Linked DNA regions of Homo sapiens: region 1 is linked to region 2. A link is a contact called in ENCODE Hi-C or POLR2A ChIA-PET data. All regions are on one chromosome and are shown on one strand. Each heading gives the region's core, a stretch centred on a gene start or an enhancer-like site at or near the end of the contact. The rest is flanking DNA. Distances are from core to core; before and after follow the strand shown. Region 1 has its middle 42 kb from the start of MIR1302-4. Region 2 has its middle 130 kb from the start of MIR1302-4.

The links. Hi-C counts contacts between places; a loop is a spot of excess contacts on that map. ChIA-PET counts read pairs that join two places held with the same protein, here RNA polymerase II (POLR2A). Pooled maps may share reads with other maps.
Region 1: a map of MCF 10A shows a loop between it and region 2 (6-fold over the local background). The contact joins two enhancer-like sites. A Hi-C loop is called at or near these places in 1 of 168 maps with a recorded cell type or tissue (MCF 10A) and 8 of 50 pooled maps. POLR2A ChIA-PET finds 5 or more read pairs at or near these places in 2 of 52 experiments (activated T-cell and activated naive CD4-positive, alpha-beta T cell).

What each region holds. Positions count from the first base shown.
Region 1 is chr2:207,309,168-207,314,227 of GRCh38, forward strand. No RefSeq gene overlaps it. Among named protein-coding and RNA genes, the nearest start is that of MIR1302-4, 42 kb to the left of the region's middle. RefSeq lists an enhancer at 1,189-1,938. Within about 2 kb of position 2,409, at least 10 of the 41 ENCODE cell types and tissues checked have a DNase peak (open chromatin) inside an H3K27ac peak, as active enhancers do.
Region 2 is chr2:207,392,641-207,397,471 of GRCh38, forward strand. No RefSeq gene overlaps it. Among named protein-coding and RNA genes, the nearest start is that of MIR1302-4, 130 kb to the left of the region's middle. RefSeq lists an enhancer at 1,744-2,943. Within about 2 kb of position 1,636, at least 5 of the 41 ENCODE cell types and tissues checked have a DNase peak (open chromatin) inside an H3K27ac peak, as active enhancers do.

The sequences.
Region 1 (5,060 bases), core at 1,159-3,658, 83 kb before region 2:
CAGGCACCTGGACCCCTTAACAGACCAGAAGACTGGTCAGATGACCCTCTCTGGACGCAGTCAATAGAGGGCAAACTCCCACTCTCTTCATGCAGTGTGCATTGGAGTGAGGCAAGGAAGGGAGTGTGGGAGGAGTGGCCAAGGAAGGTTGCCCACCCTGGTCTAAAATGAAGACTTTTCAAGAAAAAACTGACCACTTTGGGGGCCTCTCGTGCACTGAGCATTAATTTCTCAATGCTTCTCCTCCCCAGCTCCCCTCTAACTCTTTGGCCCCTGTGCCCATGGTTGTCTCCTCATGCCACCACGGCATCTGCTCAGAGGACACCCGCCTGATGACCAAGATGAATCATGCTTAGGAAAGCTCCTGGGCAACCCTAGGCAATCCAGCAAAGCCCCCTAGACTTTCTCTAGCATGCACCCCTCCTCCCCACAACCACGGGGTCTTCAGGAGTTCTGGCCATCTCTCCTGACCCTCTGAGGTCCAATTTTCAAGCACTTTTATTCACATTCAAGGTACGAGATTAATAACACCCCCTACCTTAAGGTATATGTTTTGAAAAAGAGGACAATGTCTTAAGCAGAAGATTCAAAGTGAATGAACTTTAATTAAATGTCCAATAAAGAGAGATATAGATATGGATTTTAAGAAAAACTTCTAGGCATCTTAAAATAGGGTAGTCCATTTAATCCCCACATTTAAGCTTCCCTGTAATGGGAAGAAATAAATAAACTGAGAGCTTTGGGGTAGGAAGACAGGGTCGAGGGGTAACCTGGGAGGGGGCTGGGTGACTTGTTGCAAAAGTCAGAAGACCATGAGTCAGGGTGGGATCAGTATAACACTGTCATGAATTCTATCTTGCTGGCTTCTGTGCATGTGCTCCTGCGTGCGCGCGCGCGCGCACACACACACACACACACACACACACACACACACACACACACACGGTACAAATGCCTTTGTGGGAGGTGCTATTACCAACACCAAGTCTAAATCTAAGCCTCTCATTTTGTATTCCCTGCACTGTAAGGGGCAGCCCAAGGGGGCCGGGGTGGAGGGCGGGTGGGAGGCACATCTAGAAGAAGAAGGACAGATTTAAAAGGAAAGATTATTTATGAGGCCATGAAGACGTTCTTCCCAGACTCCTGAGTGCAGGAGTATGACTTATTTATTTTATTTTCGTTTGTAACCAAAACCTTCCCCTGACTCCCATTGGCCCCAGCTGAGAGGGGAGAGAGGGCCGGCCCGTCAGGCGTTGATCACCGGGCCAACGGGAGACAGTGTGGCGTGATGCTGACGCAGCCCACTGACAAGCCAGGGAGGCCCAGGGGAGCAGCTCTGAGCAGAGCAGCCAGAGCCAAGCAGGTAGAGAGCTGACAGCCGGGGAATTGCTAAGAGGCGCCGGGCTGGTGGGGGCAGGATGGTGAAACAGTTGGACTCGAGAGAAGGTGTGATTTGTGATGCACAAACTGTCGTTTACCCACTCCCCTTGGAGTCCTCTCCACGTCCCTCAGCTCCATCAACCTCTCTCCAGTTTAAATTTCCTCTCTCCCTTCCCCCTCCTGCATGCTCACTCCGTGGGTCCCCGCATTTCTATTCAATAATGTTTCTCTCCCTGTCTCCTTTTGGGAGAAGGAAGGGAGCAGATGAACACACATTAATAACATCAAAATGTCACATAAGTGATCAGCTGGAGGGGGCAGTCTCTCTGATGTCCTCAAGGCATCCTATTTAGGAATTGATATCTGCAGAGCCAGAAGAAAGCACAGCTGCTCTGGGGTACAGGCTAGGGAGTTAAGGGGATGGCTGTGTCAGTGTTGGGAATTCGTGCACTTACGGTGCAAAAGCACAAGGTGCATGAATTACCAAAGGCCTCAAGAACTGCCTGGTCCCACTCTCCTCCCTGGAGAGAGGCATCGCTGAGAAAACAGGAGCTTGTGTCTCCAGACTGGAGTTCTCTTTTAAGAAAATGGAAGTTGGGAGGGAAAGGGAGAGAAAAGCTTCAAGCCTATGGATAAGTCCTGAATCCTCCTCAGAATAGTGACCCCCGACATATGCACTGACGTGCCCATTTATTGAGAATCTCAGAATTCTTCGCAAAGGTGTCCCATTTAAGAAAATCCTCCATCCTTTTCAGGCAAAAGCAACAAACAGTAACAGAATAAAACTTTACTCATCAGATGGTGGTTACCAGTCTTTCCCTGCCATTTTTCTGGATGATGTTTAAAACCATGAGACTCCTGCTGGCCTTTCCCTTGTTACTGCACATAACCACATAGCCCTCTTACACTGGATGAAGCACTTTCTCCATAATGTTCACTTCTTTAATGACAGGATAGATGTTGCTGTTCTGACGACTGGAGTATTCAGACTGATGAGAACCACTGGTGATTCTCAGCAGTCCCAACATCACATGCTTCCTGTCCTGATGACCTGTGAGTCACCACTCCACCACCTCCCTATATGGGTGAGAGGTTACATCAGTCCCAGTCTATAGATGGAACAACACAGGCCCAATTGAGCAGATGTGCTTTCATGAGTCTGTCTCATACTATCTATTGCCAGGAAACAGGGTACAGTTGGAGACATATTGTTGCGTCATCTGAAGGCCTCATATTACAAGACACGACTATGAAGCTAGGCTTCACTCTATCACAGGAGTGGGAGCCTCAGACTTTAGCCCCTGGTTCCAATTCTGACACCTGCTTAGTATAGAAATACTTAGGTCCAGGAGTCAGAGGTTTGAGTTCTAGACTTAGAATTACCACTTAGCAATCACTTTCATCATGTCGCTCACCTGCTAAAAATCTTCCTATGGCTCCCTATTGCCCTTAAAATAAAATCCTAACCCCTCATCATGGAATTCAAGATTGTATCATCTGGCTTTTGCCATCTCTCTTACCCCATCTCACACCTCTCTCCCTCTCACTTGCTACTCCCCAGACACATCAGCCTATCTTTCTGTTCCTTTAAGTCACTCAGGCTGGTTCATACTTCATTGTCTTTGTACATGCTGTTCCCTCTGCCTACAATGTCCTAAAAGTGTCTGTAGTCTGCTAATCATTTCACCCTTAACAAATACTGCATTACTCAATAGGGAACACTCTCCCAGAAAAAGGTTTTTTTGGGGGGTTGGGAGGAGAATTTGAAATTTGATATATATTTTTAAAATCCAAGTAGTCATCATGGGGAAAATAAGAATCTGTCATTTGTTCATTAATTCATTCATTTAGCAGATATTTACCAGGCACCTTCTATGTTGGACTTCATTACACAACATGGTACTGTTTCTATTCGAATTACAATACACAAGCAGGGATGGGGAACTATGAGTTTTTAGAGCCTCTAGAAGTTCTAACCTAGCCCTGGCGTCAGCTCATGTGTCACCTCTTCAGAAATGCTTGTCCTGATCACATTATAAATTAGCTCTCCTTGCCTTCCCTCCACTTTCTAACACAAAACCCTGTTGTATAGAATAGAATAATATAATTTACCACTGCCCTAATTTGTTGATTGATGTATTTACTTATGTACCATCTGTCTCCACCAATTCATATTTAAGTTTCATGAAGGCATAACCTTGTCTCTCTTAGTCACCACCAGCACATAGAACAGTGCCTGGCACACAGACAGTGTTTGAAAAATGTCTGCTAAATAAATGAAGTAATGAATGAATGAATGTAGTCTTGGGCTAGTCGCTTAAACTCTCTGGGCCTTAGCTTTTTCATCTCTAAAATATGATCAATAACAACAACAACAAAAATACCTGCCTGAGTCAAAATGTTGGCAAGAGTTTGAAATAAAATATGTATAGACTCAATTTCCTAGAAAACAGAGCCTGAGGCAGGGATCAAGTGCTGGTGCTTTAAGTAGGAGGTACAATCCCTAGGCATTGGGAATGAGGGAAAAGGGAAAGAAAAAAAAACAGAAAGAATGAGAAGAAATAAAACACGGGTGGGCTCCTACATTGACTACTGCTTCGTGTGAAGCCACAAAGGGACACATTGGTCACTTGACAAGAGCATCCATTGGACCACACAGGACATCTTACATGGAGAAACTCTACCCTGAAGCAATGTATCAAGAGAGAACAGAACATTGGTCAATATTCACCCATTGGAGATTTTACCGCCCCACGCTTCCATATTGCCTTATCTTTACCCATGTCTCCCCAGTCTCCCCTGAAATCAACTCCTCTGTCCTTTAGTATGACATTTCACCCAAGCCTGGGAGTGTCTGGAAGAGACAGAGTCTCCAGATTGACCATGAGTGGTGAAACCCTGCAGCCCCACCCAAAACCCTTTGGCTTCAAAAGTGACAGCTACTTCAGAACAAGCAACTTCAGCGCAAGCAGGGGACAGGGAAGGATGAGAGACTCTCAGGCAGATGAGAGAATCCCACGAGGAAGAGAGGATGCATGCGAGATAGATTTGATACAGCATGAGAAAGTGGTTTAGAAACTATAAAGCTGCAAACAATGAAAAGTGATGTTGTTTTATTGGTCTTCTTTGAAATGCAACTGTCTTTCCATCTCATAGTCTCTGCACTTGTATAAGTTTGATGAGCTTTCAACTAGACTGCACAAATGAAGCCTTCCTTGTTTCCACTGTTACTGTTGAAACAGTACCTCTCTGAAACAAGCCACTTCATCTCCTCATAAAAAATCCTTATATCCAAAATAGGATCTCTAAATGGATTCTGTTAAAGTGGGGTTTTTTGCTTGCTGTATTTAGTTTCTATCCTTGAGAGAATGCAGCTAATATGAGCAATCCATATGGAAGATACTTTTCAAGTTACCTCCTTATCTTTTGATTCTCCCTCCATCAGTCTGCTTTTATAACATCAGCTTCCTTGGGGCCATTCTTGTATCGTCTACACAGTGATAAATTTTAACGCACCTCCAACATGTCATTAAATGTTAATAGCACAGAACCCATGTAATGGAAAGAATGAAAAGATTTCCCAGCCTGAAATGCCTCTGTCAGCAATTACATAACTTGTTGACATGTGGCCCCTTCATCAGGTTTATCTACAAATCCAAGACCCATACAATTAGGGGTCA
Region 2 (4,831 bases), core at 386-2,885:
AGATAGAAAATAAACTGCTTTTCAAGGCAGAAAGGCTCACAGAAGACAGAGTGGGGAATAATGAAAAGGTCAGTATAACAAGAATGTAGGGTGAGTGAGAATACAAAGGAAGAAAATTTGGCTAATGAAATTATTTAGAGCTAAACCGTGCTAAGAATTTACATGGACAAATTTTAACCTATGGGCAACTGAAGGCTCTGAGCCATAAGAAGGAAAGTAATATGTTTATATCAGTATTTTAGAAAACTAACAGTAACACAATATAGAGGATAGAGTTGAAAAAGAAGGCGCTGAAGAGACCAGTTGGGAGTTATCCTACTGAAAAAGGAGGTATAGTATCCAGAGATAAGTGGATGGTCTCCAGGAATAATTCAGGAGTAGACTCAACATGACTTATAACTTATGAGATACATGAGCAAGACAGAAAGAAATGACCCCAACATTTCTAATTCAACCCTGAGCATATATGAGAAATTTTATGTTAAAGTGTTCTATATTTTTTAAAACTTTTGCTCTTTCAGACTTTGTCTTCTAAAGAACTTTGGGCTAAATGGAGTAAAGAACACCATAAAGGAGAAAAATTGACATCGTTTGAGCACCTACTAAGCGTCGGCTTTAAGCTAAACACTCATATTTATTCCTCACAAAGGCCCTGTGAAGATTATCACTGTTTTTGTATGGATTGAGAAACTGATGACGCACAGAAAAAAAGTAACAACCTGCCCAAGGTCACACAGCTGACAAATGGCAGACCCAAAAAATTCAAACTCAGGACTTTTGGCTTTGAAACAAATATTTGTTTCATTGTCTAATGTTGCCTCGCAGTAGAATAAAATATATGCTCATAAAACTCCATATTTTTGCCAGTAATTTCATCAATAAGAATTCAAAAGGGCTTTGAATTTCCACCCTGGAAATAATAAGGAAAAGGAATTAAGAAGTCATTCTGAAATTCTGAGCACACACAAAACTCTAACGCCTCAAGTTCCATTAGCAGCTTTAAAACTGGCTGGTGGAGCAGACATTAGAATTGCTTTGCATTGGTTTATTTGTATTCCCCGGTAGTGTTATTAGTGGCAATAAGAATTACTTGCAAGCAAAATGTACCACTTGTAATGCAGATTCACATTTAGTCAGGAAAAGACTATTTAAAAAATTCCAAAAGACTAAGTACATTTTAAAATAATTTGCACAGAAGGATTTCTAACAGGATATAGATTGGTTGGTTAGTTGGTTGACTAGATTAAGATATACCACCAGGTTCTTCCAGGATGGTACAATGAGGATTTAATGCAGAAGAAATGGTTGATTTTACTGGTTGAATGATTGATCAGCACAACTGAACCTTAGTGATTGAAAATGTAAAGTGGCACTGGTGTTCCTATACCAACTCTTCTTCACTGATATGAACCCAGGACCAAAAGATTTTATCCGTTCATTTAATAAATATGTATTTAGTGACATATATGTGCCAGTCAGGTTTTGTGTGCTGGACATATAGACAGCAGAGAGCAAGACAGTCAGGCATGGAGTTTACATTACACAGATGGCGAGTAGGGGCAGAGTAGACAATAACCGAGTTAAAAAGCACAGATAATTCCAGATAGTTGATTCATGTTGTAAAGACAACTAAACCTGGTGATGTGTCTGTATTGCATAGTCAGGAAGGGCTCCTGAGGGGATGGCATTTGAACTGAGGCTTGAGTGTTAAAGAGAAATACCCAGGCAAAGGTCTGGGAACAATAACTTTCCAGGCAGAAGGGAGAGAACACAAAAGTCCTAAGTCAAGGATGAGTCTGAGGTTACAGAAGGAAGGAGGCCAGTGTGACTGGACCATAGCCAGGGAAAGGGGTTGCGAGGAGGTTAGAAAGGAGGGCAAGGGCAAGTCATGGGGGGGCTGGAAGACCATGTGCAGCAGGATGGCTAGCTGGCTGGCCACCAAGGATTCAGACTGCCCTCCATAGCGCTTTTCACTGCCTAGAGAGCATCTCCCTGACAGAGACTACATTTCTCACTCCCCCCACTAGCTTCTAGGGAAGTTCATGTGACTCTTAACTGAAATTAAGGCTGTTGAGACAGAAATAATTTGTGAGGGTCCCCCCGGGAAGACAGGCCAACAAAGTTGTGTGTGTGCCAGAGGCTGCTACAAGCTGGAAGGCTTTTATGGGAAAGTTTAGAAGAAGGGAGGAGGACTCCTTATACCAGAGTTGTCCTGTTCAGTGGAGGCTACAATACAGAGGTTACAATCATTGGCTGCAGGTGACATCATACAGGCTAAAATGTGCTACGTGCAAGACAATCAGTAAAACTTCATGATTCAGAAACAAATCAGCAAAACTTCGTGATTCAGAAACACATCAGCATCCTTTTCACTGTCAGTAGGATACGTATTAATCAGTGTGTTAACAGTTTGAAGAACTCACAATAAGATTCTTCACTCAGGACAGGATATACTCCATGAATCATAAGACCTCCCCCGGGGTGGGGTGGTAATTTGGAAGCCTGCCAAATGTGGCCTGTAGGTTATCATGACCAGTTCTCATCTGTGGAATGTGAGTTGCTGTAATGGGGTCATATTAATGTTACAGCAGTTAAAAAATGGGTGTGCCTTTTCCATTCTCTCTTCCTCCATCTGCCAGCTGGATGTAGAAGGCTCTGAGGCCATAGCAGACGACACGATCACAAGAAGAAAAAACCTGGGTCCCTGAATCACCATGTGGAGGAAAATTGCTCAAAACCAGGGACACGTGCACCAAACTATTACCTGAGCCAGGGATATGTTTTCATGTGTGAAGGAAGCACTGAACATTAGAGTTGTATTCACCACCACAGCCAGTATCACCTTAACTAACATGCCACAATAAGGAACTTGGATTTTATTCTAAGTGCAAGCAAATGCCACTGGAAGGTTTTAGGGAGAGGAGGAAAGTGAAGTGGTTTAGGTGTTGAAAGACCACTGTGGTTGCTATGCAGAGCCTAGGGGCAAAAGAAGCTGAGAGAACACTGAAGCGGTTTCTGCCTTAATCCATGGAAGGACTGGCAGATTGGTGAAACAGAGGAGGTGGAGAGGAATGAAGTAATCTGAGATCAACTTTGAAAGCTGAGCCAAGGATTTTCTAGCTGATTGGATGTCAAAGGTGAGGGAAAGAAAAGAGTCATAGGAGACTCCTGGTTTGTGGCTTGGTGTCATTTCATCTGGTAGGAAAGCCTGAGGAGCAGACTCAAGGGAGATATTCTGAGTTTAGTTTTGGTGGTGTTATGCTCACTGTTCATAAGAAACCTTAATCTATTATCTAGTGGTTGTGCAAATATATATATGTAAACACATACACATATATATAGCCTAAGAGAAACATCTAGTAACTTCTTTTACAACCAGTGAAGACAGAATACTACACCATGGAATACTATGCAGCCATAAAAAATGATGAGTTCATGTCCTTAGTAGGGACATGGATGAAACTGGAAATCATCATTCTCAGTAAACTATCGCAAGAACAAAAAACCAAACACCACATATTCTCACTCATAGGTGGGAACTGAACAATGAGATCACATGGACACAGGAAGGGGAATATTACACTCTGGTGACTGTTGTGGGGTGGGGGGAGGGGGGAGGGATAGCATCGGGAGATATACCTAATGCTAGATGACGAGTTAGTGGGTGCAGCGCACCAGCATGGCACATGTATACATATGTAACTAACCTGCACAATGTGCACATGTACCCTAAAACTTAAAGTATAATTAAAAAAAAAAAGAACACGCACATAATTAAAGTCACTGATCATTAGCTTTTCATTACTAAAAGTATAGCAACATTAAATAACAAAATTAAAGGCTGAATGAATTGTATGATGAATCTGTGAATGACGAAGTTCTGTGTCTAACAACACTGTTGTCAGTGCAAATATTGAATCAGATATATTTTAAAAACCAGTTACCATTCTTTAAGCTTCCTTTTCAACTCACACCGACATGAATGTATATTATCCAAATGTGGCAAACTATTCGAGGCTTGAAGGACTTTAAAGATTACCCAGTGAAATCTTCTCAATTTAAAAATTATACAACCAAGTCCCATATAAAAATGCTTTGTCTAAGGTTACAAACCTGAGCAGTTCACCTGATATGAAGCTCTGTGCGAGTTAATCCAATTCTCAGCATTAAGATATCTCAAAAACATATGAGAAATCAGAATCGCTTAAGCCAAGAATTGCACACAATATGATTCTCTTTATAGCAGGTTTTCTTCACTAAAGAATATTTCAATGTAAATATTAACTGTTCAACCAAAAGAGGTGTCAACATGAAGAATACTGAACTCAAATATTATTCAACAAGTCTACACTCTAATATTTACCTATCTAATTTTGTAATCATATGTTTTGAATTTGGTGGTAAAAGGTATGATATTAGAATAAGAAAGGAATAAACATCTGGGCTTTGGAAATGCCTTGCTTCACCTATAAGGATCACGCAGAAGAATCTGGAAAAAACATTGAAGGAATGTGTGTAGTTATACTTTATTTTTCACTAAGGGAACATGAGACATTTAGTGCCACAAATTGTTTTTGTATCATGACATGGTGTTAACTGAGACTTCATCTGACATCTCCAAGACTAAAACCAGAAGAGTTACATGTCCCATATTTCAAAGACCCTCCTTGCAGGACTAGCGAGGTAAGAAGTGGCCCGAACTGGTCTGGGAATCTTAGCCCATCATTCACAGCCTGCTGCACACAAGAGAGAAGATTCTTCAGAGAAATTCATGGGAGTGGGTTTTCCAGTCTCCATTTCCATGGAAAAGGAAAGGAGGGTGGTCTGCCTC